2 separate regions of the Homo sapiens genome follow, and region 2 is linked to region 1. A link is an interaction called in ENCODE POLR2A ChIA-PET data of the cell type or tissue named here. Cell type or tissue: PC-9. All regions are shown on one strand. Links, peaks and the distances in the headings refer to the core of each region. The heading gives the core; the rest is flanking DNA. Region 1 has its middle 23 kb from the start of TMEM44-AS1. Region 2 holds the start of LOC105374283 (a long non-coding RNA gene).

Evidence for each region. Peaks named below come from ENCODE experiments on the same cell type or tissue, not always from the same donor. Only the 100,000 strongest peaks of a DNase experiment are listed, where the experiment ranks them.
Region 2: POLR2A ChIA-PET joins it to region 1 with 7 read pairs; 2 of 35 experiments call an interaction of 5 or more read pairs at or near these places.

The regions. Positions count from the first base shown.
Region 1 is chr3:194,553,702-194,569,012 of GRCh38, forward strand. It overlaps the pseudogene RPL23AP93. Among named protein-coding and RNA genes, the nearest start is that of TMEM44-AS1, 23 kb to the right of the region's middle. RefSeq lists a silencer at 1-133 and enhancers at 2,537-3,036, 2,931-3,260. In PC-9, for the core only: no CTCF peak of the experiment used is centred there; a DNase peak (open chromatin) is centred at 7,890; H3K27ac peaks cover 1,409 bases.
Region 2 is chr3:193,779,922-193,795,232 of GRCh38, forward strand. It overlaps LOC105374283 (a long non-coding RNA gene), which reads left to right and starts at 7,331. Exons shown (of 4, transcript XR_924839.2): 1 at 7,331-7,473; 2 at 11,111-11,228; 3 at 11,572-11,684; 4 at 11,905-12,163. RefSeq lists silencers at 987-1,046, 1,299-1,593 and an enhancer at 11,728-12,385. In PC-9, for the core only: a CTCF peak has its summit at 8,353 (motif pointing right); no DNase peak of the experiment used is centred there; H3K27ac peaks cover 289 bases.

The DNA of each region.
Region 1 (15,311 bases), core at 5,953-9,952:
TAAAAATACAAAAAAAAAAAAAAAAAAAAAAGAATTATCCTGGCGTGGTAGCAGACGCCTATAATCCCAGCTACTTGGGAGGCTGAAGCAGGAGAATGTCTTGAACCTGGGAGGTGGAGGTTGCGGTGAGCAGAGATTGCGCCACTGCACTGCAGCCTGGGTGACAAGAGCAAAACTCCATCTCAAAAAACAAAAAAAAGGAAAAGAAAGAAAAAAAAAAAGAAAAGAGCACAGTATATAACAGAGTGAAAAAAAAATATTGGCTGGGTGCAGTGGCTCACACCTATGATCACAGAACTTTGGGAGGCGAAGGTGGGCGGATCACCTGAGGTCAGGAGTTCGAGACCAGCCTGACCAATATGGTGAAACTCCGTCTCTACAAAAATACAAAAATTAGCTGGGCATGATGGTGGGTGCCTGTAATCCCAGCTACTGGGGAGGCTGAGGCGGGAGAATTGCTTGAACCCAGGAGGTGGAGGTTGCAGTGAGCCGATATCGCACCATTGCATTCCAGCCTGGGCGACAGAGTGAGACTCCATCTCAAAAAGAAAAAAAAAAAGAAAGAAAAAAATTCTGTACCTTTTTTAAGTACTAAGATGCATGGCTAATGCACGAAAACATTTGAAAAGTGCTAGAGTAAAATGATCTATTAACAGTAATAACTACAGTGAACTCAAGTATGCAGAGAAATAAAAAAATATCCAAGGCCTGGTTTCTTGGCCCTCGTCTCTCATGTATGTTAATCTTGAAGCATCATCTTCTCCTGGCTCCATTCTATCTCTGTCGACAGTCCTGAATTTCATGCCATTCCATATCATATTCATTTTCTTGGTTTTGTGACTTGTTTTCTGCACCAACTCATGCTTATAAATTGCCGCTCTGTACTTGCAGTCAGAACGCTGCATTCCAAAAGGAGGCAGGAGGCATGGCAAGGGTTTCCACATAGCTGACTTTGTTTTGACAGTGATGGTATCTGATGGAGTGGGAGCTGATGGCAGCCCAACGCCCAGTCTCTTTGTCCACACCAACTATTCATAGCTGGCGAAGGCGGGGAGGTACACATCAGTGTGGGGGTGAGAGACCTAGAGGCTGGTCAAATAGAGGACGGGGAATATGTGGTTATGCAGGGCACGGAGGTCAGGGTCATGTTAAAAATCAAGTATTTAACATATTGGCTGAGGCACAATAACTCTAGTCTAAATTTATCCCACTCTTCCAACTCTCTCAGGACTGACAGAGCAGCTAGTGTTACCACTCGGGAAAAAGTCAGAGCAGGGTCTAAATTTGTATCTAAAAGAAATCTCAGATGCAAGATTCAGAGAATTCCACCAGGCTCCTTCAGATGTCCTGAAAGATGCTCTGGGTAACCCGATATTGTTGGAGGACAAAACAGTTATATAAATCTAAGATAGGGTCACCTTCTTCGTTATCACTGCTGTCATCATCAACCTGGCTGGGAATTTCACTGCCAGTATACCACAGGGTCCAGGCCATTCAGACTCCCCCTGTCATGGGATAACCAGACTCCCGAGCTGGTTATTCTCCATGTGCCTCCCCTGTCCACTGCCTCTCCTGCCCTCTGTGTTTTCTATAACTGCATCACCAGAGTCCCTGTTCCCTTGGCTTCCTGTTGGGTTTGTCTAATGGGAGGCGCTGGCAAGAGATTGGAGGTTGACACATTTATTCCCTGCTCCATCCCACCCCCATCCGCGCTGGCTCAACCCTGCTTTCCTGCTGTTACATTCTTCTATGGCTCTGGCTTCTGTGGGAAGGTCCGTCTCCCATAACTCTGCTCACAACATTTCCTCCTTTGCCCCTTCAGGCCTGGTCCCCGGCCCTGGGCACCTCACCATTCTTTGTTGGTTCCTTGCCTCTGGCTACACGTTTGTGAACAGTCTCTGCTTCAAGCTTTTTTCCCCCTGTGCAAACACTTCCGGGTGTGCATCTGTTGCCTGCTGGTACCCTGACGGATGTAACTTGGTCTCACATCTATGGATGTTCAGGCCTCGCTCACAGCTGGATCTCACAGAGGCAGGACACCGTGCTGCCTTGAAATCGGAGCCCTGGCACAGGCCACTGGGTCTCTCCCTCTACCCATTCAGATCATGCACTTTTTGAGTGGCTGCAAGCAGCTGATGAGCTTAAGAAGTCTCTTATTTTGATGATGCAATTCTAGGTAGGATCAGGTGGGGCTGAAGCTCACAGCAGTAACCCCAGAAAGTCTTCCAGGCCTCACTCCTTTCCAAGAGCTCAGGAGATGCAGAAATGAGGTGGTTCAAGCTTGTCCCTAAGGGGACATAGACTCTCGTGCCTGGAAAAGCATTAAAGGTCACGCAGGCCAGCCCATTCCGTTTGTAGCTCAGGAAGCCGAGGCCCAGGAAGAAGAGACTCCCGTGGGGTCAGAGGGTAAGGTAGTGGGAGAGAGAGGATAAGAATCCAGAGCCCCTGAACATTCATCCTCAAATCTTCATGCTGGAAGGAGTATTAAAGGGCACACTGACCCCAATAAACAACAAGCCACCTGCAGTACAGGGTTTTGCCATCTACAAGGGGGGACTGCCAGAGCCTCAGTTGTCCCTGGTGTCCCCCAAACCCTAAGCCTAGCCAGGGACTCTCCAGACAAAACAGCATGGTGTGATTTGGAGTGAGGAGGCACCCTAGGGAACTCCTTTCTACTCACAGAGACTAACACCTCCTGACTCCTACAGTGACCAGCTCCCTCCTGACGGGTCAGCTTCCTGAATGGCCACACAAGGCCTGGGCTGCAGGGCCCCTCCTGTGCTCCCTAGCAATGGCCGTGTGATGAATTTTTACCAACAGAAGCAAACAGAAGTTACGGCTCACTTCCGGTTTGTGGTGGTGAAGGAAAAGCTTTGCTTTCTCTTCTGTCCACCTGGCTGGAAGCAAAGGATTCCAAGATGGTGAAGACACACATGAGCACAGCCAGGATGCCCAGTTTGGAAGACAGCTGTGTCAGAGTGCCGCCCCCACCAGCTCCACCCACATCCGACCTTGAAATGAAAGAGAAATAAATAAGTTTTTGTTGTGTCCAGAACCGCGATCGGGAGTGGGAAGGGCAGGCTACAGCCGGTGCCAACAACCCTGGTTAACACAGATATTGTGTCACTGTCCAGGTGACCCCCATTTCCCACCCATGACTCAGCTCTTCTTTTCAGACACATCTTGCAGCTCCATCTTTCTCACCCCTCCTCCCATCCTGCCCTGTCATAGGTGTCTAATGCCACCGTGCCTCTCCTCTGCCCTCTCCTCTCTTCCCTCAACATCTTTCCTCATTGTGTACCACCCGAACTACTCAAATGGCCCCTTCTCCCCTTGAAAGTGCCTTTTCCATTCTGCCAGAACCGTTTCTTTTTTTTTTCTTGCCTATGTAAGTATGAACTTTATTATTGTTTGTTTTGACTGTTTATATATATATATATATTTTTTTTTTATTATTATACTTTAAGTTCTAGGGTCCATGTGCATCATGTGCAGGTGTGTTACATGTGTATACATGTGCTGTGTTGGTGTGCTGCCCCCATTAACTCGTCATTTACATTAGGTATATCTCCTAATGCTATCTCTCACCCCTCCCCCCACCCGTTTCTTTAAAGGGCCCTCTGACCCTCTTCAGTCACCCAAACAACACACCTAGACCTTCCCCTGGAATTGTCTGGATCTCACAGTCATTGCTGGGTCCCTTAAAGCAAAGCTGCTGGTGAATAACAATATATAACAATATTCTCTTTGGGTTTGCAAATGCCCAAAGAAGTCTCTGTTATCACCTTTATTGTTTAAGAGGGACAATAATTTAAGAGGACTATTTACATGTTTTTGATAATAACAACAATAATAGCAATGACAGGAATGATAACCCAGCCTTTTTTTTTTTTTTTTTTCCCATTGTAGAAACTTCCAGTCATTCACCCTATCAATCCCTGAAAAGAGTTCTTCCTCCCTCACTCTTCCCTTCTGGGACATGACCTGGGTTTCTGCGTCTAATCTCTGAGATGCTGGGGTGGTACATCACATGGATTTTTTTTTTTAATTGCATCAGGCCATAGGGGATTTTTTTTTTTTCTTTTTCGACTGAGAAGACAATGAAATTTATGTTCTTTCCCACCCTCCTGAAGGAAGAAACATTTCAGGGGGCACCACACCTAAACATCCCGGGCGCTTCCAGCAAATCTCAGTACATGGTGAGATGCAGGAGGGAAATCACGCAGCTGAGACCTATGGTACTCCAGGAGGTTTTCGGTGACATTAGCCCAGGATTTTATCCATGTTTCTCTTGACTTGCTCCTGACTTTTTTTTTTTTCTTTTTTTTTTGACAGAGTCTCATTCTTGCCCAGGCCAGAGTGCAGTGGCGTGATCTTGACTCACTGCAACCTCTGCCCCCCCGGGTTTAAGTGATTCTCCTGCCTCAGCCTCCCAAGTAGCTGGGATTACAGGAGCACACCACCACCATGCCCAGCTAATTTTTGTATTTTTAATAGTGACGGGGTTTCACCATGTTGGCCAGGCTGGTCTCAAACTCCTGACCTCATGATCCACCCGCCTCAGCCTCTCAAAGTGCTGGAATTACAGGGGTGAGCCACCATGCCCGGCCACATATAGATTTTTATAGTTAGAAATTGTCCTGTTTAATTAATGGTGTGCTCAAATAAATATACAATCATTGCATATTCATTAATCGTCTTTCTCTCCCACCAGAATATGAACTCCATGACAGCAGGAATTGCATCTACTTTACTCCCTGCTGTCTCCCCAGGACCTATACAGAACTCAACCATCATTTGTCGAGTGAATAAATGAACAAGTGAATAAGAAAAGTAGATATGGGCCAGGCGCAGTGGCTCACGCCTGTAATCCCAGCACTTTGGGAGGCCGAGGTAGGTGGATCACCAGGTCAGGAGATTGAGACCATCCTGGCTAACATGGTGAAACCCTATATCTACTAAAAATACAAAAATTTTGCCAGGCATGGTGGCGGGTGCCTGTAATCCCAGCTACTCAGGAGGCTGAGGCAGGAGAATCGTTTGAACCTGGGAGGTGGAGGTTGCAGTGTGAGCCGAGATTGTGCCACTGCATTCCAGCCTGGGCAACAGAGTGAGACTCTGTCTCAAAAAAAAAAAAAAAAAAAGATATGGATGGGCTCTTTTTAAAAATAGGGCCCTAAGGTGTGATTTTTTTTTCTTTTTGAGATGGAGTCTTGCTCTGTTGCCCAGGCTGGAGTGCAGTGGCGCAATCTTGGCTCACTGCAACCTCCGCCTCCAGGGTTAAAGTGATTCTCCTACCTCAGCCTCCCAAGTAGCTGGGACTACAGGTGCCTGCCACCACACCTGGCCTTTTTTTTTTTTTTTTTTTTGTATTTTTAGTAGAGATGGGGTTTCACCATGTTGGCCAGGATGGTCTCGATCTCTTGACCTCGTGATCCACCCACCTCGGCCTCCCAAAGTGCTGGGATTACAGGCGTGAGCCACCGCGCCCGGTCTATGGTGTGATTTTTTACCCTCTCTATCTGCAGGAAAAGCTATGAGTCCCCAGGTGCACAGAGTATTGCCAGATAGAAGAAGGACTCTGCAGGAGAATGGCTAGGGGTTCACTTTAGCCACAGAGCAGTTTCTGACTTACGACTCACCTGACTTTCCTTTGCCCCCACTGTCACCTGAAGGGTGTATATTACCCTAGTGGTGGGATGGACGATGCATCCAGCCATCATTCAGATCACCAAACTAACTCCCCTTCCTGGATTCTAGGCTTACCATTAACCTTCTGATTGTGATTTTGGCTTCCCATGCTGATTTCCACAGCAAGAGAGAGCAGGCTGGTCAGGCTGACTCAAACGCCTGCTTCTCCCAGCATTTATACATTTCATTATAAACTCATCGCTGGACATTCTGCTCTGTCCCCTCCAGTCTCCTCTGAGTGAGTCTGCTTTGGGAGTCCCATTGACTATGGGGTGCTGAACCTACAAGGCCAGACTCTGAACAGTGGCTACGTCTGTCACAAGTTGCTGCCCCGTGAAGGTTCTCAGCAGTGGGCCAGCTGGTCCTTCCCAGGCACCTGCCAGCATTGCTGCAAGATTTGTTCCACATTTTCCCACAGATGTAGTAATGCCACTTAAAGGAGTTTATATGGAGGAGATAATTGGATACATATGTAAAGACGTATGTCAAAAAGGTATTCACTGTGGTATTGTCACCTCCCCTCAGCTGCAGGTATTGGTGGTGGCACTTTTATATCCCAGGATGTCCTCAGAGTTTGGGTGCCAGAGCCCCTCAGTCTCCACCTTCCATAGCACCAGTGGGGATTAATTGATGGTGTGGTCTCTCACTGTACGTGTAAGGGGAAGCATTGGTGACGGAGTAGCAGTTGCCTTGGTGAACTGCCGAAGCCCCGAAGTGGGTAAAGCTTTGGCTTTCACTAGTGAGTATCAGGCAGCTGTGTCTCTTCCTGGAGCCACAGGTGGAGTTCTGGTTGCAGAGCAGCAACTGGCCTGGGCAAGCTGGACCTTGGACCAGGGGCTGGTCCAGTCTTCAATTCTGGCTCTTTCCACAGGTAGGTTAGCCGGGGCAGGGTCGCAAGCTGACCCGGAAGTCAGCCAGGGTCAGGCCGGGCTCCAGGCACTGACATATCCTTGAGGTCTTCCCCTGGAGCATGGCAGCTTCTCCAGCAGCACCAATGGCCCCTTTATATTCTTTTATCCTGGAGGAGAACCACAAAGCCTCCCACCCACCTGCCCATTCTCCAGAGACCTTAGCCCCGCAATCACCCGCAAACACTTAACTACTTTGGAGGAAGCAAAGTGCTTTTAGTTTCCAAAGTTAATTCACATTCCCAAGGGTGGCCAAGATGACCTCTTTCCCTAAAGCAAGAACTAACCCCCCAAGTTAGTAAAAAACTGAGAACACCTAATCGATCAATCAATCAGAGTGTGGTTGACTATATGAAGATCTCTTCATACAATGTCTACTATGCAGCCATTAAAATGAAATTGTGGGTCTATACAAATGATTTAGTGTAGGGCCAGGCACAGTGGCTTATGCTTGTAATCCCAGCACTTTGGGAGGCCAAGGCAGGTGGATCATTTGAGGTCAGGAGCTTGAGACTAGCCTGGCCAACATGGTGAAACCCCATCTCTACTAAAAATACAAAAATTAGCCGGGTGTGGTGGCACACGCCTGTAATCCCAGCTACTCCAGAGGCTGAGGCAGGAGAATCGCTTGAACCCGGGAGGTGGAGGTTGCAGTGAGCCGAGATCATGCCACTGCACTCCAGCCTGCACAATAAGAGCGAAACTCTGTCTCAAAAATAAATAAATAAATAAATAAATAAATAGTTTAGTGTAAAGAAGAATATGACAAACTGCCTTTGTACTCTGGTCCAAACTTTGCCAAAATATGGATGCGTGAGTGCAAACGTGTGCCTGGAGAAAACGGAATGGCAGTCATCAAAATGCTCGCAGTGGTTATCTCTGGGCAGTGAGATTTCTGGTAAGTCTTCTTTATACTTCTCTGTACTATTTGAAGTTTCACAATAAGCATGTTTATCTTATCATCAGAAAAAAACTTTTTTTTTTTAATTTTGGAAGAAAAAACTTCCATTCAATTTGGTGTGCTCTAATGTGCAAAATACTGGAGTAGTGGCCAGGACAAAGTCCTATAGAAGCCAAGTGGAGAGTGGCATTGACCTTGCTGACACTGTGCGGCCAGCACGCCCTGGATCCGATAGCCTCTGCGGTAGGCCTTCCTATTTCAAGAGTCTACGATTCTAAGACGCCAAATGGTATCTCCAGATCAAAACTATTTATAAGAATCATTTCCTTCAGGATGAGTTGTAACTTCCACTTGCTACTTGTATGTTTCGATGACATCATCTCTGAGATTTATGTGAAATGACTCCTTCTCCTTGATGTTATCAAGGAGTTTGAGCAGTTGAGTTCCTTATAGTTCTTTGTGTTTAAACCATATCTGAAGAAGCTGTCATTTGTCAAGGTTTAATTGTTTCCATTATTTTTTTCCTGGTAAGTTTCCAGATATTGCTGGGCAGCTTTGATAAAGAGACCTGAAAAGAAGATGTTAAGAAATGGATGGAGCATGGCTGCAAGTTCCAGGTTCTAGCCCACATCTACTTTTTAGCTGTGTCATCTGGAGTTAGTCATTTCTTTCTGGGTATTTTCTCACTTAAAATTGGAGGGGAGGGTAAGAGGGACATTAGACAAGATTATTTTAAAGATCTTTCTGGGTATTTTCTCACATAAAATTGGAGGGGAGGGTAAGAGGGACATTAGACAAGATTATTTTAAAGATCCTGTCCTGGCCGGGTGCGGTGGCTCATGCCTGTAATCACAGCTCTTAGGGAGGCAGAGGTGGGAGGATAGCTTGAGCCCAGGAGTTCAAGACCTGCCTGTGCAATATAGTGAGACCTCCTTCTTAAAAAAAAAAACAAAAACAAAAACAAAACTTGTCCAGCTCTGTCTCCCTATGATGAGTTTTAGTTCTGAGCTTATAATAGCATATTTTATAGTCCTAGTGCCAAATATTCTTAAAGTTATCTTCATATCTAAGTCTTTCAATAAATAGAAAAGTATATTGTTGACTACGGCCTTAGAGGTCACTGCTTGAATCCTTCCCATGCCACCCTTGCTAGGTGGTCACCTTGTGTCAACTAACACCTACGGGGACAAGAAACCCCCTCCCTCCCGAGGTAGCCCATTTCTCTTTATTGGTAAAGAGCATTTAAAAGGTGTTTCTTGGCCGGGCACAGTGGCTCATGCCTATAATCCCAGCACTTTGGGAGGCCGAGGTGGGTGGATCACGAGATCAGGAGATCGAAACCAAACCCCGTCTCTACTAAAAACACAAAAAATTAGCCGGGCATGGTGGTGGGCGCCTGTAGTCCCAGCTACTCGGGAGGCTGAGGCAGGAGAATCGCTTGAACCTGGGAGGTGGAGCTTGCAGTGAGCTGAGATTGCACCACTGCACCCCAGCCTGGGTGACAGAACGAGACTCCATCTCAAAAAAAAAGGTGTTTCTTGGGAGAGCTGAAATCTGCAACCTTCTAACTTCCATTTACTGTCTGCTCTCCCGATCACTTTGCAGAGGACGCTTTTCTTTTGTCCCCTTCCCTGCACCCTTTGCAGCCTCAGAGAAGGTGTTTCTAATTCCCTGATGTTGGAGAAGGAGGTTTTCCCTTTTCTATTTTGTTTTATTTGTATTTTTTCTGGTGAAAAGATACATATATACCTTTAGAATTAGCAAGCTGGACTCAGATTAGATGATCCCAATTTTGTTGGCAACATCCAAAGCATGGTCATCAGGAGCCAGTGGACACATGCCTTCTTCTCTCCATCAGGTCGACTCAGTGTTGGCCTTGGCCACACCAATGTCATGGAGCTTGCTCCCTTCTTCTCTCCATCAGGTCGACTCAGTGTTGGCCTTGGCCACATTGATGTCATGGAGCTCCCTCCCTTCTTCTCTCCATCAGGTTGACTCAGTGTTGACCTTGGCCACACAGATGTCATGGAACTCCTTCATAGCCTGTTCCATCTGGTGCTTGTTGGCTTTAACATCCACAGTGAACACAAGTGTGTTGCCTTCTGTCTTCATGGCTGCTTCTCCAGCAGTGCCAATGGCCCCCCTCCCTTTTTTTTTTGGAGATGGAGTCTCACTCTGTTGCCAGGCTGGAGTGCTATGGCATGATCTTGGCTCACTGCAACCTCTGCCTCCCAGGTTCAAGCAATTCTCCTGCCTCAGCCTCCTGAGTAGCTGGGACTACAGGTATGCACCACCATGCCCGGCTAATTTTGTATTTTTAATAAAGACGGGGTTTCACCATGTTGGCCAGGCTGGTCTTGAACTCCTGACCTCAGGTGATGCCCCCGCCTCGGCCTCCCAAAGTGCTGGGATTACAGGCATGAGCCACCGTACCCAGCCACCAATGGCCCTTTTATACTTTTTGTTCTTGGATGAGAACCACAAAGCCTCCCACGCACCTGCTCATTCTCCAGAGACCTTAGTCCTGCAATCTCCTCATGGTCAGTGGGAACTTGAGGCTGGCATAGTGGTCAAACTTGTTTCTTCTGAGGGCACTCTTCCAAGGATATTTGGGCTACCTGTGGTGTCGCAGTGTCTTGGGCCACCAGATGTGGATGACTGGTCTCTGGGGAATGGGCAGGTGCGATGGAGGCTTTGTCCTGTGGACACCTTTCAGCACTGCCTTCTTGGCCCTTAAAGTCTTCACTTTGGCTTTGGCTTGAGGAGGGGCAGGAGCTTCCTTCTTCGCCTTGAGTGCCATCTTGTGAAAAGTTCTTTCCTATTTTAGACTTCAGCACCTGAACAAGAGTGGGCAGATATGTACTCCAAGCTCCAATGATGACCGTGAACCCTACAGAGTTGGAAGTGTGGAAAGCGAGGCATTGTGTCCCTTGTCTGAGACTTTGTCCTTTTGCCCTCAGCAAAAGTCTGGACCTCACTGAGCTGCCCTACAACCATGTGACTGTCCCTTCCTTTTCTAATGCTGGCCTTTCTCCCTTCTCATATTCCCCCTTTCTTCTGTAGCCCTAGTGGGGTCCCTGCATCTCCCAACTCCATTTTTCTGAGTCACCAACACTCTTATCAGAAATATCCTGGCCCTAGTTCTCTCTTGTCCCTATAAATTGTGCAGCCTCCAGCATCTCTCTCTGCTGTCCTCACTTTCTGTCACTGGGTACAGAGAAGAGGTAGCTCTGAGACCCAAGAGTGGACATAAAGGACATTCAGGATAAAAGGGACTCCCATTTCAAAGTGCAGTTTGCTCTCCCCCAAATATGTTAGCAAAAAAATTAGACCCATCTTGCACCTCAAGGATTAGTTAACTTTCAAAGGGGCTACATAAGTACTTCGCATTCCTTTTGTCAACACAGCTTTAATCTTTCACTTTGTAGAACAGAGGTCCCGCTGCCTTCTCAACCCTAGGTCTTTATCACAATGTGCTTTTCCATTAACTCGGGGAAATTATGCTCACATGTTCCTGCCTAATTCTTGGGTTCCTACAGTGGATGGGAAGGTAGGAAATGGGAGAGGCTTTGAAGAGAAAGGTTTTTATGTTTGCAGCAGCCAGGGTTCAACTACAGAAACAGAGCAAGTAGGATATGTATGCTGATATATGAAGAGGTTCCATGCAAGGAATTGGTTTATGCAATGGTGGGGGATGGCTAGGTAAGTCTGAAAGCCCCAGGGCAGTCCATCAGGAAGGACATGCAAGTTCTCAGGTGGAATTTCTTTTTCCTCAGGGAAACCTCAGCCCTGCTCTTAAGATCTTTCACCCGGCGGCTCACGCCTGTAATCCCAGCACTTTGGAGGCGAGCAGATCACTTGAGCCCAGGAGTTCAAGACCAGCCTGGGCAACATGGTGAAACACTATCTCTATAAAAAATGCAAAAAAAGGCCGGGCACAGTGGCTCACGCCTGTAATCCCAGCACTTTGGGAGGCCAAGGCAGGTGGATCATGAGGTCAGGAGATCGAGACCAACCTGGCTAACAAGGTGAAACCCCGTCTCTACTAAAAAAATGAAAAAATTAGCCGGTCGTGGTGGCGGACGCCTGTAGTCCCAGCTACTTGGGAGACTGAGGCAGGAGAATGGCATGAACCCAGGAGGCTGAGCTTGCAGTGAGCCAAGATCACACCACTGCACTCCAGCCTGGGCAACAGAGCGAAACTCCATCTGGAAAAAAAAAAAAAAAAATTAGCCTGGCATGGTGGCGCGCACCAGTAGTCCCAGCCACCAGGAAGCCCGAGGCAGGGGATCACCTGGGCCCGAGAGGTGGAGGCTGCAGTGAGCTGTGATTGTGCCACTGCACTCCAGCCTGGGTGACAGAGTGAAACTCTATCTGAAAAGAAAAACAAAAACAAAAAACCCTTCACCTATTTGAATTATCTGATGATTTAGGATAACCGTTCTTACCCAAAGTCAGTGATTACGGGCTTTAGTCACTTCTATAAAATACGGTACCTTCACAGCAACATCTGGATTCGTGTTTGAGTAAATAATTGGGGAATGTAGCCTAACCAAGTTAACACATAAAAAAGACCATCACATTCCTCAAATACTTATCTTGGAACTTTGGGAGGGACTCATCCCACATATGCACTTATTTCTTCTTTCTGTTTCTTATAAGAAGGACTGCTAGAAAATGTGCCCTTCTAAACAAGCTTTTTAGAAATGTCTGTATTGTTTGCTTAGGATAGTAAAACCCCTTTTTGCCTGTTCATACAGAGGCATGAGGAGCCTCAAGTGGTTGAGGGTCAGTCTTAATTCCAATTCAGTGGAATCATTGCTGTGTTTCCTGGTGGAAGCATTCCTCCCTTTAAGCCTAAGACTCTAGACCAGCAGAACCTAAGGTCACAAGAAAAGGAGGCAGACGTTTTGCTAGTGGATCATTACAGGCAACGGCGAGTGGGGTCATTCCCATTTCCACCCCTCGAATCCTGGATTCGTGAATTCTGGCTATGGAAGAAACAGTAGCATGTATTAGACACTAATTTAGAGACTATCCAGCCTCCTAGAGGACTTTGCCCCACGAGGTATTGCCACCTGGTTGGCACTGTAATTGAGTCTTCAAAAGCCCATTCTGGCCAGGTACAGTGGCTCACACTTGTAATTCCTCGTTTGAGCCCAGGAGTTTGAGACCAGCCTGGACAACATAGTGAGACCCTGTCTCTAATTTAAAAATAAACAAAAACAATTTCAAGGCCATCTTACCACTCTATCAAGCCAGTTGCTTGAGGATATGGGGAACATGGTAAGATTCTGAGTTCCGTAAGCTGGGGCTCATTGCCACATGAATTGAGTTCTCCGATGAGAAGTAGTATTGTGTGAAATGTCATGATGGTGGATAAGGCGTGCTATAAATCCATGGACGGTCGTTTTAGCAGAAACATTGTCTACAGGAAAGGCAAATCTGTATCCAGAGTAAGTAGCTATTCTGGTAAGAACAAAGTGCTGGCCCTTCTATGATGGAAATGATTCAGTGTAATCAATTTGCCACCAGGTAGCTGTCTGATAACCCTGGGGTCCTATCAGGGTCTCTCCGCTGCCAGCAGACTGGGCACTCAGCACTGGCTGCAGCCAGGTCAGCCTTGGGGCTGAGCCCACACACAGCCTCCATCCCTGCCACCATGTCCACTTGATTCATGAGCCCAGTGGGCAATGACAGAACTGGCTGGGGAAAGAGGCTGACTGGTATCCATAAAATGGGTCATCCCATCCACCTATTGTTAAATTCTCTCTCTGCCGAGGTTACCATTTGGTGAGCACTCATGTGGAACATAAATATCTTCACATTTTTCCCTATTCAGAGAGGTCTATCTGCTTACTCCTTCTTCAGACCTCCTTGTCACCAACTTTCCAATTATGTTCCCTTTAAGTCTCTGACCATCCAGCCAGTCCATTGGTGATAGCCCATGCTATGGGTTAAATGTTTGTATCTCCCTAACATTTATCTGTTGAAATTCTAACCACCAATGTGATGGTATTAGGAAGTAGTGAGGGCGGAGCCCTCGTGAAAGGGATCAGTACTCCTTAGGAAAAGAGACACAGAGACCCTGCTTCCTCTCTGCTCTCTCCCACCATGTGAGGAGCCACAAAAAGACGGCCATGTGCAAACCAGGAGACTGCATTCAGCAGGTGCCAGAACCGCCAGCACCTGGATCTTGGACTTTCCAGCCTCCAGAGCTGTGAGAAATAAATTGTTGTTCACCTGTGTGCAGTGGCTCATGACTGTAATCCCAGCACAAGAGGAGAGGCAGGGGTGTGTCCTGAGGAGAATCGCAGAACCTTGCGAGGCAACTTAGATGAGGCCTATGAGGTTTATACCTGCAGAGTGTGGCCAATCTGCTCAGACAGGAAAGGCTACTTTTGGCAAAGAAGACTTGGCAGAATTTAGGGGTTTGATGATCCCAGCTTCATCAGGATCTGCCCATATGTCCCAATTCCAATTATCAGTATCCCATTCCTTCCCAGTCAATGCCCTTGCTTTAATAAAAGATCCTGCAAGATTGAGAATTGAATTTACATTGGAATTTAGCTACTTGGAGGATAAGACCCTGGATTTTATTTTCAGAAATCTCAGTCCTGTAACCACAGGAGATAAGAGTTTTTCTCAGGGCAGATAGAGAAGCTTTCAGATCATTTATGCAAAACATGAGCTAGGAATTTGAAGCCCTGAACTCATCCTTTTCTTTCCCCACTTTTTTTTTTTTTAATGAGACAGAGTCTTACTCTTTCATCCAGACTGCAGTGCAGTGGTGTGATCTCAGCTCACTGCAGCCTCTGCCTCCCAGGTTCAAGTGATTCTCCTGCCTCAGTCTCCCGAGTAGCTGAGATTACAGGTGTGTGCCACCACACCCAGCTAATCTTTGTATTTTTAGTAGAGATGGGGTTTTGCCCTATCTTAAAATATAAATAAATAAATATATAAAGAAGAACTCATTTTTAAGGTTCTACTCTTTTAGAACCACTTTCAGAACCAAAGCCTGTATTAGCCAGACTATAACCAAGACAAAGACGACTAGGAGATAAATATTAAGAGATTTATTGCAAGGAATTGGCCTGTGTGACTGTGGGGACTGGGTAGGCAAATCTGATGTCTGAAGGGCAGACCAGAAAAAGCAAGGTATAACTTTCTCAGGCATTACCAAATGCTGCTGCCCACAGATGAAATTTCTTCAGAGAACCCTCAGCTCTGCTCTGAAGGCCTTTCAAGGTCTGACTGAACCAAGCCCATTCAGATTATCTAGGATAATCTCCCTCAAAGTCAACTGATTATGGACTTGAATCACATCTATAAAATACCTGCACAGCAATGCCTAGATTTGAGTTTGATTGAATAATGGGACTGTAGCCTAGCCAAGTTGACACATAAAATTGACCATCACACCGGGCGCGGAGGCTCACGCTTGTAATCCTAGCACTTCGGGAGGCTGAGGCAGGCAGATCACCTGAGGTCGGGAGTTTGAGACCAGCCTGACCAATGTGGAGAAACCCCATCTCTACTAAAAATAAAAAATTAGCCATGCATGGTGGCAGGTGCCTGTAATCCCAGCTACTCGGGAGGCTGAGTTAGGAGAATTGCTTGAACCTGGGAGGCAGAGGTTGTGGTGAGCCGAGATCGTGCCATTGCACTCCAGCCTGGGCAACAAGAGTGAAACTCCGTCTCAAAAAAAAAAAAAATTGACCATCACAATGCCCCCTGTAGAAGGTGGAGAGCCTTTCAGCAGCGGATGCATTCACATGATCACCAATGTGCTGTAGGCCCATCGATTGCTC
Region 2 (15,311 bases), core at 4,610-8,609, 780 kb before region 1:
TTGCTGAGAGAAACTTCTGAGCTGGTGTTTCAGCAGCTTTAGTTAGAAGCCAGGAAATGTAACTAGTGATGTTGGTGGCCCCTCTGCGATGGGTGGAAGGCTGGCGTCCTCCCCACTACCATGCAGGAGAAATTGTGCTCCCACGCTAACAGCTGGGACCCCAGTGTGGTCCTGAGTCGGCGACTGTAAAGCTACATTTTCCAACTAAGGGATGCCTCAGGAAATAATAAATCTCTCAGGATTTATGGGCCAGGAAATTCTTTCAGGAGAGAAAATAGAGAAGAGGTAAAGCAGAGATGGGGCAAGGCAGGAGAGCAGCTGCCCAGGACCCTCCTGGCACAAATATTGGGCTTGGTGAGTTGCGGAATTGCCCATCAGAACTCATGGCTGAGAAGGACTTGAAGGATAATCTAATAGGATCTCTTTTGCTTTCCCCTTCATTGAACTCATGCTTCCTTCTCTGCAAAGTAAGAAGGTTGAACTCAATGACCTCCAGGGTCTTTGCCTCCAGGTTATTTGATGCTTGTGGTGAAGCCAGTCTTCTCACTAAGGGCTCTGGTTATGCCACATGCCTCATTTTCCCCAGCTGAAAATGCAATCAACCGAGTCACCTATCACCCATGTTTGGGCTGAGGATTAACGATGGGAGGACATCTGGAGACTTCCCTCGGAGGGATACAGCTGGGTCTGATTACCTCTTATTTACTGTCTTTTTACTCTGGAGACGGCCCACATACTCACCCTAAGGAACAATGACAGAAGCATGCAGACCATCCCAACACACCCTCCAAAACACCCCCAGCCCAGCAGCCAGTCGCCATGCATAAAATGCATAAATCCACAAACGCAGACTCGGGCACACACATAGGCACACGCACACACGTCCTCTTTCTTCGCCTTTTCTGCCTGGTGTCTGTCAAACAGTGCATCCCCTTCATTCTCAGAGATCTGAGACCGGCCTTGTTCTGGAGTTGGTGAATTCCAGCACACCCCCTGCCTTCATTCCAAGCTGGAGCTCCGGGTGCCGTCAGCAGATGGCGCCCGGAGCTCTCAAACGACTGGGTGAATGCCTCGGGCCTGAACTTCTGGCCTCCCCACTCCCACCCTTGGAATGGGATAATTTGGGAGTCATCTGTGGGAGGGCTGCCAAGGCCTTAAATTTACTACTTGGAGCTGGGATAATTTTCCCCAGACGGGGCATGGAGGGGGAGAGAGGAGGAAGGAAGCGGGGTGGGGGCTGCAGACCTGGTCAGGGCCACGACAGCTCCAGCTCTGCCAGCCAAAGAAGGCCTCACTGAGAGGCCCCATCCAAAGGGGTGTCTGAAACAAGGGCAGGTCACACCCTGGAGGGGGAAATGCTTTCACTGCTATGAAAACCCAGGAGAACAGAAGGATTTACAGACAAAAAATAAAGCCAACAAGAGCTTCCAAATCATGTCTATCCCTCCCACTTCCAATCTCTGACTCATCTTCTAAGCCCAGTTTCAACCTCACCTACTGTGTGAAGCTGTCCCTGACCCACACACCTCCTGTCAGCATTAACCATTCATTTCCTTTTAACTTTTTATTCTGGAATTTTCCAAGCATATACAAAAATAGAGAATATGATATAACAAACTCTCTTATACCCACGCCCAGCTTTAATAATGACAATTATCAATGTTTTGCCAAATTGTTCATCTATTCTCCAACCTTTTTTCTGGAATGTTTTAAATCAAACCCCAGACATCATATCATCTCACCCCAAAACACTTAAGATGTTTTTCCCTAGCGTTACTTATTTATTTATTTATTTTGAGATAGAGTCTTGCTCTGCCGCCCAGGCTGGAGTACAGTGGTGTGAACTTGGCTCACAGCAACCTCCACCTCCCAGATTCAAGTGATTCTCCTGTCTCAGCCTCCTGAGTAGCTGGGATTACAGGCTCCCGCCACCCTGCCTAGTTAATTTTTGTATTTTTAGTAGAGACAGGGTTTCTCCATGTTTGCCAGGCTGGTCTCGAACTCCTGACCTCAGGTGATCCGCCTGCTTTGGACTTTCAAAGTGCTGGGATTACAGGCATGAGCCACCGGGCCTGGCTTTCCCTAGAGTATTTTAAAACAACCTAGACATCTGCATGCATCTCTGACTGAGAAGGACTGCTTTCCCTTTAACATAACCACTTGCCATTATTATATCTAACATTTACAATCATTCTTTATGGCACTTAGCTCCCTGTGGCATTTGTCATGGTTCGTTTGGTGTGAGAGTTACACCGAACATAAGTGTGTATCCCCTCTATTTGACTGTAGTTGCGTTTGGAGCATGGATCAGACCTCACTTATTCTGGAGTTCTCAAGGACTCCCAACAGCACCTGCTCAGAAGCCCTGGAAAGTCAGAGCACAATTAAGGACATTCGCTCTAAGAAGACACTCTCACGGTTATCGCTGGAACCCAGGGTCCCTCCAATTGGAAATGTGAAGTCAAAGGAGGAAATTGCTCTTAGGCTGAGTCACAAGACTCGTGTCCTTTTCTCCTGAGGTAGATAAGAGACACACACACAGGCAGATACACACCTCATGCCTCCAGGAGCCGCAGAGGCAGAGAATGCAAAAAATGTGGTGGTGCCAGCCGCAGCGAGGTCTGGAAATGCCTTCTTAATTGAGCCTTTCTGGGAGCTGCACAGGCTGGCTGGAGGAGGGACAGGAATGGAGAGGCGAGTGAGGTGGAAGGGGCCACGAAGGGCCATGTCTGAGATGGGGCCCAGGGGTCTTTGATCCTACTTCGTTTGTCATGAGTTTAGAGACCCAGAAAAAAGAGCCTTGAGTTTCTTCCAATAAAGCACTGTTACCTGAAAAATGCCCATCAGAACAGAATTGCTCCACCTTTGAATGGTTCTGTCTATAGGAAAGTCTTTTCTAATAGGAGCCCAAGTCTCTTTTCCTGCAGCTTTCACACACTGGGGCCACTCTGAACAAATTTAGTGGTTTGACAGGAATGATTAGGGGTGGGGATGGGACTCAGAAACCTCTGCAGGGTGCCTAGTAAGTGCTAGACATCTTGCATGCATTAAGTCGTAAACCAGAAAACTCCAGAGAGACCTTTGCTGTGGATATTACTGTCCCATGTTGCGGATGAGGAAAGGGGCTCTGGGAAGTCTGCAGGTTGCCCAGGACACAGGTCCACCCAGCTCTCATCTAGCCTGTCTTCTGGTTTCCCTTCAGATGGCTGGAAACACGGCTCCTGGCTCCTCGAGCCCTCTGGTCTCCCGGCTTCAGACCTCCCTTACAGCACATACTTTCCCAGCCCATCATGACCAGCTTCTGGGGTTCCCTCTGTTTGGTCTGCAACCCTCTTCAGTGAGATCCCAGACAGGGACATAAGCATTCTTGTTGCTTTGCTGGGAAAGCACGATATGCCAGCCAGCAACCGATGTACATCATCATTTGCTTGAAGAAATAACATGAGCTTGTGACTCCTGGCCACACTCTGGGTAGCAGGAGGAGCACAGTCTGAGGTCAAAGGATGTCACAACTCTCAGCCAGGCTGGCTGAGACAGGTTCTAAAACAACCCTTTCCAACCTACTGCTCTCCTACTCCCAGGACCTGGAGCCACTGACCCTGCCATGGAACAGGTTGCATGATGTTTTACATCAAATTGTATTGATTCTTTGGTGAATAGGTAATACGTTCTCATGGTTTAAAGTTTAAAATGGTACCAACGATATAAAGTAGAAATCCTCCCTCCTACTCCTTCCTCCCATCACCCATCTTCCACTTCTAGGAACAATGTTTCCAGCTTCTGGTGCATTCCTTCAGATGTAGTCATCATGGATACAATGCAAATAAGTAGGTATATGTGTATCCCTATTCCTTTTTCCTTTTTAAATACAAAATCAGTGTATTATACTGTTTACCACTGCCCTCACCTTTAAAAAGTTTTTTAGATTTTTTGTAGAGATTGGATCTTGAGATGTTGCCCAGGCTATCTTGAATTCCTGGCCTTAAGCGATCTTTCACCTCGGCTTCCCGAAGTGCTGGGATTATAGTTGTGAGCCACTTGAACTCCCTCCTTTTATTCACTTAGCACGTATACCTGCAAGTTTGTGACTTGAAGGGGTTTAAATTTACCCTCTTCTGCACCAGTGGTCCGAATGTGAACCCTACACTGTGAACCCAAGACAAAACACAATGCAGGCTGGGCATGGTGGCTCACACCTGTAATACCAGCACTTTGGGAGGCTGAGACACACAGAGAGCTTGAACCCGGGGGTTCAAGACAAGCCTGGGCAATACAGTGAGACCTTATCTCTACAAAGAAACAAAAAAACAAAAAAACAGACCTAGTACTGTGTGCTTGCAGTCCCAGCTACTCAGGAGATTGAGATGGGAGGACAACTTTGGCCCAGGAGGTAGAGGTTGCAGCAAGCTGTGATCACACCACTGCATTCCTGGACTGTAGAATGAGACTCTGTCAAAAAAAAAAAAAAAAAAAAGAGATGAACCTCTCATTTAATGCTTGTTAAACAGATAATCTCCACATAGATATAAAGAGATGACTGCAGATGCATTCTTTTTTGCATCTCCCATGTACATTTTCCAAGAGATTTTGCACTGCTCTTTGGGGGGTGTGACCCCTACTTTATAAGGACAGTAATCATCCAGGGACTGACATGATTTATCCAAACTAAGCTGCTGCCCTATTTGAGCTACTCTGATTTTGTGCTTTGGAGGCATTAGAGTTGAGCATCTGAGAACAGAGAGACTTGGCTGAGTTTTCTAAATAATAACTTCAATATACTCAGATGCGCTAGGAAGAAGTCACGCTGTCAATATGATACGGTCAAAGGACTCAGGTTTCTCCTTCCACCTTGAACTGAAGATGACACATGCACCAAATCATTTTTTTCTAAGCTTTCTTTTAGCTTCCATGGCTGCAAAGCAGTGATAATTCAACTTGCCATTAGGGTTTTAAGTACTCCCAGGTATTAAATACCTAGCATTAAACAGTACAAAAATATATTTTTAAAAATACCAACTAGGAAAGTGCTAAAATGACACTCTGTCTTTGCCTAAGTATACTATGAGAAATGGAAAAGCTGGCCTCTGGGGGGCCATCTGCTGAGCCCAGGAGTCTAGGAAGCTTCGATGATATATGTGCAATCACTGAATTATGCTGGAGAAAAGATCTAAAACAGACATGGTTTCAGAGCATTCATGATAAATGGTTCTTCACAAATTGAAGCTGATTATTTCTCTCCCTCACATTCCCAAAGAGGTGGTCTCTGCTTTTAAGCAGAGTTCATTCCTGGAAACTCCATCTTAAAGGGAAATCCTAGTCTGATTGTATAGTTAAGGGTCTCTCTCTTCAAACATGTTCAGTCTCATGAGAGAACTGAATGGATGAAAGTGACAGGAAGGAAGAATAGGCACATTTAGACCCCGTCAAACAAGCGTGGCAAAAACTGAAGCCTGCTTGAAATGATGCTCTGTAAAGAGAATGCAGTTTCGTATAACGAACAATTGGTGCAGTTATTGAATAATGTAGATGGCCGTTGAAGTGAAAAAGTGCAGATGGAGACACAGTAAGACCTGACGCATGCCTGGGAGATTTAGAAAATGGTTCCCCAGGCCGGGCGCGGTGGCTCACGCCTGTAATCCCAGCACTTTGGGAGGACGAGGTGGGTGGATCACGAGGTCAGGCGATCGAGACCATCCTGGCCAACATGGTGAAACCCCATCTCTACTAAAAATACAAAAATTAGCTGGGTGTGGTGGCGCATGCCTGTAATCCCAGCTACTCGGGAGGCTGAGGCAGGAGAATCACTTGAACCCAGGAGTCGGAGGTTGCAGTGAGCTGAGATTGCACCACTGCACTCCAGCCCGGAGACAGAGCGAGACTCCGTCTAAAAAAAAAGAAAAGAAAAAGAAAATGGTTCCCCAAATGGAGCCCACTGTGTTGCCCCCAGCTTTCTCTTCCCTTCACCTGGGCCCTTCTTCTACCCTGAATATCTTGGCCCAGGGTAAGGGACAACTGTCGTAGAGAGCCTTTCTGTGCCTCAGTTTTCTTCATAGGAAAGTGACCATGCAGCAGTCCAAGGACATTCGCCAAATGCTGCAGAGCCTGGGAACTAACCGCCTCCCTTCCAAGCCTGATGGAAGAAATGGCCTCCCTTCTAAGCCTGGTGGACCTGGGACATCTGAGACCAGAAAACCAGAGGCCAGCTGATTAAATATTAATAGTTAGCTGTTATGGGAAGGTCTCTTGAAAGAGTTCAAGACCAGCCTGGGAAACATATGGAGACGCCATATCTACAAATAGTAAAATAAGTTAGCTGGGCATGTGCCTGTCATCCCAGCTACTCAGGAGGCTAAGATGGGAGGATCACTTGAGCTCAGGAAGTTGAGGCTGCAGTAGCTATGATTGTGCCACTGCATTCCAGCCTTGGTAAGAGAACAAGACTTCATTTCAAAAAAAAAAAAAAAATCCTGTAATCCCAGCACTTTGGGAGCCTGAGGCGGGCAGATCATGAGGTCAAGAAATCGAGACCACCCTGGCCAACATGGTGAAACCCTGTCTCTACTAAAAATACAAAAATTAGCTGGGCATGGTGGCACATGCCTGTAATCCCAGCTACTTGGGAGGCTGAGGCAGGAGAATCGCTTGAACCTGGGAGGCGGAGGTCGCAGTGAGCCGAGATTGCGCCACTGCACTCCAGCCTGGGTGACAGAGTGAGGTTCCATCTAGAAGGAAAGAAAGAAAGAAAGGAAGGAAGGAAGGAAGGAAGGAAGGAAGGAAGGAAGGAAAGAAAGAGAGAGAGAAGGAGAAAGAGAGAGAGAAAGAAAGAAAGAAGAAAGAAAGAAAGAAAGAAAAAGAAAGAAAGAAAGAAAGAAGAAAGAAAGGAAGGAAGGAAGGAAGGAAGGAAGGAAGGAAGGAAGGAAGGAAGGAAAAGAAGTTAGCTGTGGTGTTAGCTGGGCCAAACTAAGAACACCAAGTCAGTTTTGTCTGTGTTTTACATCTACAATTTTAAATATCAAATTTAAACATTGAAAAGTTTTTTTTTTCCTTTGAACTGGTGAGTGGCTTTGGCTCCCAGCAGAACAAATGGAGAGAAAGCAATGAACTGTCTGTGGAGTGAGTGTGTATTAAAACGTGGAATGAGGATCTCCCCCACGGGGCGGGGAGACTAGGAGAAAGCTGCCAGAGGCTGCTGGCAAGAGATATCCACTGGTTCTAGACCTGGCGGAGAGCGCTGGAGGTGGGTGGGGAGGTGGGGGTTGGGGAGCGTGTTGGAGTTGGGCTTGGGTCATTGTAGGTGAGCCGGCGTGGTTCTCTCTCAGGAAAGCACCAGAGAGGCCTGGCTCTGGGGAAGTTGGAGGTTTTACTCCCTGGCATCATCTGCAGTCGAGAGTGATCTGGCAGATACTATCTCTCCCAACCAACTTGGCAAGGCTCTGGTCCTGTGTGAGGAGGCAAGGAGTTCTCTTGGATGAGGTGAGCACACCCAGGTGAGGCAGCACACAAGAGGTCCACGCCTGCTCTGCAGACAGAGGGAGGTTAGCATCCGGAAGAGGCAACTACACAGCTGCCACCCCATTCGGTACTTCTCTCAAGGCACACGGGCGGTGTGGCAGAGCCTGTTCCTTGCTGACCAGTGTCCATTCCCCCTTTCTTCCTTAGTATCGGATTCCAGTTTTATCTGGAGTGGTGATGAGGCTACATTTCCAGCCCTCCTTGCAGCAAGGATGGCCAACGAGACGCAAGCACAAGTCATGACGTGGGTCTTCAAGGGGCCCGACTTGGTGGGCAGAGCGCTGCATTGGCCTTTGGCGTTCCCCGTAGTCCTCTGCAGGGGACTCTGCAGTAGCCCATGAGGTTACAGGGCTGATGCGAGGCTTGTGCTCTGGTAATGATTGATCATTTTGTAGGCTGCAGCCTATCTACAGATGTCTTTTAGATGGGCAAATAAACTCCCAATTTGGCAAAGTCACTCCAATTAGGACTCTTACTACCAGCTAAACAGAATTCCTAACTGATCCAGATGGACTTGGAGAGAAAAGAGCTCCCAGTCACTGGAGATGTGCAAGCATCAGTGGCAGGGGTTAGTGGGGCGAGGGGCCTGGCAGGGGCTGGCGGGGCAAGTGCAGGACTAGAAGTATTTGCTATTTGGTGACCCTCTGTGAGGTGTTCAAATCCCAGCCTGCTGGGGCTATTGGTTAACTGGTTTTAGTCTGAGCCTTAAAACAACAACAGGCTCAAAAGAGAAGAAATTCATCACAAATTAGGGGCCCATTTGTGTCACCTGCCTCTAAAGTCGGAGGCTCTGCAGCAGACGAAGCCCTGTGTTGCTGGGGAGAAGGTGGCTTCACGGACACTCCCGTTTCAGTGTGACTGCCTTTGGGGCCTATAGGGGGCACTAAGGAACTATGGGATCTTGTTGCCTCTGTGGCGGGGTCAGCGCTCAGACCTCCAGCCAACCCAGCCAGCAAGAAGAAGGAATGGGGCTGGGGCTGGGACAAGGGTCGGTTATAGTGGGTAGAAATGAAATCGCCCCTTCCCCATTCTTCTTAAAGATCTAAAATGCAGAGCACCTGATTTTAAAGTTCAGAAGAAAATGTCTCCCCTCCGCAATGAGAACTTGACATTTCTGTCACTGAATCTTAGACTAGAAAGGGGCCTTGGAGATCAGCCAGTCCTCACTATTCATTCAGCAGATGAGAAACTGGAGTCCCGAGAAGGAAAGTGATGGATCCAAAGAGAGGCAGGGCGTTAGCAGCAGGGCTGGGCCGCAGGCTGGGCCTTCCAACTTCCAGCAGAGTGTTCTTTCCACCACACCACACCCACCGTCTTGGCCACGTTTGTTCTCTTTTCTGGCCCTGGGGGGACTCTGGCAGGGCTGGGGGTCTGATGTGAACTGGAATCTGTTCAGTTGCACCTCTCATTGCTCCTGCCAGCTCGCCAGCTCTGGCTGATGGAGGCAATTAGAACCAGACATCCCATAAGGCCATTCCAGAAAGATCTCTTAAAATTCCACAGCAGCTGGGGACTTGCCTTTCCCTGCAGGGTTCATCTGGTGTGTAAATACCTAGTTGTGTAAGGCACAGGGTTGGGGGGCCATGCTTACACATACACAGTCTCTCAACCCACATTCACCCACAGATAGAAAAATAGAGAAATATTCAGTAGGAATTCCTTTCCTTTCTACCTCCCAAAGAGAGAAGTGAAGAATTTACAGGCCACCCTGGGAACATTTAATTACTTGCTGCTGAGGGATGGGCACTGTATTTGCACTGGGCAGTGGGTGGCAGAGGGTGGGGGACATCCCTGGTTTTCTTCCTTGCACCGCAGAGGGCTGCTTCCCACCACTGGGTTCTGAGGAAGGCCAAGCAGTGTTTGTGGCCAGCTTAGCAAATATGCAGTCCAGGAGCCTGGCTCAAAGATGTTGCCTCAGTTTATCTGTGGGAGCCTTGAGGCACCAAAAGACAAAATGGCAGAGCAAGGAATCCAACCCAGGACCACTGGCTTTGATTAACCTGTTCAATGATCTCCAGTGACTGTAACATCAAAACTGAAGGGCAGATCCTGGCTCATGAGTTGATGGAGCCCTCTCTTTCTCAGGACTCCCATTTCACAGTTCTCACCAGTCAACCTTGCTTTGGCCAGCAATGTGCTGCTGTTAGTTGGCCAGTGTTTAAGTAGACCCAGAGGGCCTTTTGTTAGAAGTCAGTGGGAAACAGCCAAAGCATTGCAAAGGCAGATGGAAAAACCAGACACGTTCTCTAACCTGAGGGAGCACCTAGTTCCACTGTGATTTACAGGAGGCTAGAAGGGGAAGGAAAGGGTCATCATTCTGACAAGTCTACATACCAAATTGGTTGCAGAGCTTAAGAGAGAGCCCACATCTTCTGTTTCCCAGACTAGAGTGTTTTCAACACCATCACACCACCACTCCCAACTCCTCCCTTTGAGGTTGCATTTGGCCTGACTATCCCATGAGAGTAGTGTAAAACAGTGTTAAAAAATTAAATCAGGTCATGATTACTATAATTTTTTATTGGGTAGGCCCAATAACTCTGAGCACCTTTCGAAAATCTGTCCTGGGACTTGTGGTTAATTGGTGATTAATCACCGATCCATTTATTAGATGATTTCACATTACCAATTGATGTTATCTCTGTACTCCCCATTTTCCAGTGATCTCCTCTTGCTGACATCCCTTAGATCTTCTATCTGTGTTCCAGATGTGGCATTTTGCAGACTTAGCACTCAGGGAGAGAAGAATGAATCCATCAGTTCGTTCTGCTGCTGATTTTTGTGTTTGGAAGTAGAAGTGCATTTGTTTATTTACTTATTCAACATCAAACACTTGCTGGTGCTGGGAAAGGTACCAGGTGCTGGGGTAGTTGCTGGGGAATAGAGGGACAGAGAACTTGGTTTTAAGGGATTTAAATTTTGGTAGAGGGAGACAGAACATACCCACAATTAGCTCTAATATAGAGAATAAGCCCTACAAGAGAAGGAAAGATGAAGTGAGCTCAGAGGGAAAAATCACTTGGAGAATAGGGGGGAGAGCAATCAGGGAGGAGTTCCTGGAGGTGGTGGCATTAAAGTGATGCCTAGAAGGATGAGTGCTTCTGCTGTGCAGAGACTGGGGAGGTGGAAGAAGTGGGGCAAGGCATTCTAGGTGGGGGAAGGCAAACAGGAAGGAGAGCCATGGCTTGTTAGCAATCATGAGAGGGTCAGTTTGGCTGATTAGGCTGGTTGGCTGGAGGCAGTCCTTGGATGGTGACGGATATCAAGTGAAGAAGTTTGGGCATCAGGCATGGAGAAACCACCATGGCTTCCTGAGTGGACAAGCCATGTGGGCATCACTACCCTAGAGAAGGGTGAGCAGCAGCAGCGTGGACTGGGTGGGCATGCACACACTGTGACTGCCTTGCCCCGGAGCACCTCTCTGTCCTGTAGTCACTCAGAGCTCTGCTGTGTGTCCATCTCTCCCACTCCCCCAGCATGAATCCATAGACCCCAAGAAAGACCTGCACTGTCTTGTGTTTGAATGATGACCCCCTGGCAGAACTCAAACCACACACCCTGCTGAATGGAACTCTCTTTTTCCTTTCCATAAAACCAGAGAAGTATGCAGAAACCTCGAAGGTCATCAATTCCGACATCCAGTTGATGCTTAGATTTCCTCCATTGCTTCTCTGCAAAGCGATTGTCTGTTCCATGCTTAAATATCTCCAGTGATGGTGAGCTCACTACTTCAAGAGGCAGTCCATACTCAGGGTAGTCCTGGACTCACTAATAGAATGGACGGAGCCTGCACCATCCCCATTTCTGCCTCACCCTCGCCCGCTAGCACTGTGACAAGACATCTGTCCACATGTGTTGAATAGCCCTGAAAGAGAGAGATCCCCTTACCCCAGAGCACATGAATTTCCCAGAAGGTCCCTGGAGTAAAAATCTGGTATTAATTGTACTCCTGTTTGGGCAGCACTTTAGAGTTTGCAAACGGCTTTCACAGGCTTTATTGTTCTAGTGCCCACAACACCACTGTGAACAATGCTGTGGCATTTCCATTTTATGTATCAGGAAACAACTCCAAAGGGAACTCGCCCCAGGTTGAACATTGTGTAAACGTCAAAGCCAGGATCCTACTCCCGTTTCTTCTGACTCTAAATCTTGGAATTTTCTCAGCAAACCAGGTAAGCAGGGAGGTCTGTCCCCAAACACTAGCCTTGGGATGTTTTTTTTTTCATTAAACAACGTATTATGGATATAATTATTTGAATCAAAGGGGCAGGATGGTGTGTGTGTGTGTGTTTGTGTGTGCTTGCATGCAAGGCCACGGACGTGCCATGGAGGTACTTTATACTAAGCTGAAATACTTGACTAACAGGTTTCCTCTTCCTGTTTCTCTTCTAGAAGTCTTACCATGGCCCTGTCTCAGGGCACTCAGCCCCAAAGTGGTGGAGCAAGAGCACTCCAATCGGCACCACATGCTGAGCAATTGAGCTAGCATGCTGATAGAGGCAGGGACGACACAGGCCTTGTCATCGATAACAGGATGAATACTGAGGGCCATCAGCCCATGAGTTCTTTGCTCGTCTATCCTAGAAAAAGGAATGTTTTCAAATACCTCCACTATCAATCACCAAGAAAAAAACATTTGTTATTCATTGTTTTTTGTGTCCTCTGATGTAACGTTTTATCCAGGAGTTCAGGGACCTCAGTTTCTTTATTTGTAAAATGGGCATAGGTGTGTGTGTGGCGGGGTGTGGTGGGGGGCGGTAACCATGGAGGCATTGGACCAGTTGTTCAAAAGGGACCTTCTCAGTTCTAGGTATTTGTTTGGTTTGGTTTGGTTTTGAGACGGAGTCTTGCTTTTGTCGCCCAGACTGGAGTGCAATGGCATGATCTCGGCTCACTGTAACCTCCGCCTCCCGGGGTCAAGTGATTCTCCTGCCTCAGCCTCCCGAGTAGCTGGGATTACAGGCGCCTGCCACCACGCCCGGCTAATTTTTGTATTTTTAGTAGAGATGGGGTTTTGCCATGTTAGCCAGGCTGGTCTTGAACTCCTGACCTCGTGATCCACCACCTCAGCCTCCCAAAGTGCTGGGATTACAGGCCTAAGCCACTGCGCCCAGCCCCTTCTAGGTTCTGAAAGAGGGAAAAAAAATGTAACGTGGTTCCAAAATTGACAGTGACCCAGGTGTAGTGATGAAGGAATAGATTCATGCATGTGCAGTTGCCAAAGACAGAGAACCTCCAAGCGGCCCTGGGGCTGTGCTTGTCTGCCCAGTGAGGGGATGCATGAGGAGACTGCAGAGACCGCTCCTAACAGGGCTGCTGTGTGATCCCACCAAAACATTGCAAAGAACTTGCTACAAAGTTTGGGGGAATTGCTGTCCATAGTTTCAAATAAGATGTTGCAGAATGACAACATCAGGGTGGCAAGATATGTCCAAAAGAATACTGAAGCAAGACAGAAGACGGCTGGAGGTTAGACTTATGAACTGGGTAGGGCTGGTGATGGTGAGGAGGAGAGAGAGGGTCAGCTCATTCAGAAACACCCAAGGGAAGAGCACCAGGAATCCAAAAGGGGTTGCCCTGTAGGGCACCTGCCCAGGGATGTATGGACAAAAGATCTGGCTTCAAGCCAGCCTCACCACTTACTAGCTGTATAACTCTGAACAATTAATAGCACCTGCCTCAGACTCAGTTTCCTCAGTGGGGAAATGGGAAGAATACTCCCTACCTTACAGAGCTGCTGAGAGAGTTAAATTACATGGAATATGTGGAAATGCTTAACAGAGTCCATTCATACATTCAGCAAGCATGTGTTGCGTGTCTGCTGTTTGCCTGGAAAATAGTAAGTACTCTATCACTACATTAAAAATATAAAGTCGGATAGAAAATGCATTCTTTGAAGTCTAGAATAATCCTTAGGTATTAGGGAAGTTCGTAAATGAAACCATCGAAAAGATAGGTGAGTTGTTTGTTATTCATCATTTTGGGTATTTGTTGGTGGAGAGAGCTGAGCTATTCAGTGAATTCCGGTACTGGCAAGATTAAATGGAGGGGAAGGACGGAAAAAAGCCGTCTCCTCCAACAGAGAAGAAAGACAAAGGCCTGAGCTTTCACAGCCTGAGCTTGGGCTAATTAAACCAGTGTTGTAACATTTTTCTTTTCTTTTCTCTTTTCTTTTATATACAGGGGTTTTGGGGCTCTATCATCTTTGCCACAACACTGGACACAGAAGGCTTCTCTAACTGTGTTTTAGCCCATTTGTTCCTCATTTGGGATCCTTAGAATTTTTAGGGGTCCATGAGGATTGGAGTAGGGATTTGTGACATACTTTCAAAATTTCAAACATCATACAAGAAACCATGTGTCCTTACAATGAGGTTTTATTTGGCTAGAAGATTAACCAGTCATGTTGATCAGAGGCTCTGGTGTATGCTTTGATGAATAAAAAAGAGAAATAAAATAAAGGCTGCTGCTTAACAAGTTCAATGTGTTGAGAAGTCAAAATTCTTTCAAACATAGAGCATAGAGCAGTTGGAGATATAATAAAGAAAGAGTAAACATATAATTGAAAACGTTAGTAGCACTTCAACCCAACTCTCCCATTTTCCAGTTGAAGACCCAGAGGCCAGGGAAGTAAAGACATTTCTAAGGTCAGAGCTGGTCAGTGACGAAGCCAGACCCAGAGCCCAGGTCACCAGGCCATGGGGCTTTTTACTGCCTCAGTGATCGTGAGCCTGGTTTTAAAATTGACTGCATTCATCTGGAGGTGTTAGTGAAAACAAGTCACCTTCCTAAAGTCATTGCCTGGGTATCAAAGGCAAGAAGGATGCTACAGAGGACTTTTCCTTGGGCTTCTCTTCATTTGAGTGCAGTCACCTGATGGGTTGTTAGTCCAGCTCATGTTTGGCTGATGTAATTTCCCAAGGCAAGGACAAGACTGACAGGCAGGAACGCCCGGGGAGGTCCTTGGGGGAGATGAACATCCTCTTTTTATCTTCAAAGCAAATGTTCAGGAAGAGAAATGGCAACACTTCCCAGAATTCAGGCTGAAGCAAAACACAGATGACATATTGGACTGGCATCTCATCCGTGAGATAGGGGGACGTGACCGTCAGGGGTCGCTGAGGAAATGAATGAGTAAATTTATCTTACAGAGGTCAGTAAATAAGGGAATGGGATGTGTAAGAAACAGCTCCTGTCTGTAAAAGGAGCAGATGGATAAATCTAGGTTTTCCAAACAGAGGGGCTCACAGTTGTGAGCTGTTGAAGAAAGGTATTTAGTTAAAACGTCTGTCTCAAGGTTATTGGTAAATAGCCAAAACTAGGGCACAAGAATTCTGGGAAAATTAGATAAGATGAATTTAGTTTCACAATGGCTAAGGGGCCGTGTATTTCTATTAGGGAAGGCTATATATGCTTCATTCAGCAGCATCTAATGATTACATTTGGAACATGCAATTGCTGTTTCTGTTTTGGGGGCTATCACAATTTAATGAAATATCTGGTCTGGATTTCTTCAGGCAGTTGGTCTCTTCAGTTTCCACAGATTTAAGATTCTATCCTCTCCCTGCTTTCTTCCAATGAAGTTGACGTACTGTGATTCCAACTGGATAAACTTAATAGTCACACATAACTTTTGACTAGAAATAGGTGGACTGTAAGTAATCATTTAGTCTTACTTTTTGAAGATCTAAAGTCATGTGGAAGCCTAAGTGGCTGTTTGAACCCAGACATCACTCCTAAAGGCATTCCTTTTCTTTATCCCGTCATTCCACAAACACTTATTAATCACCGACAGCAAG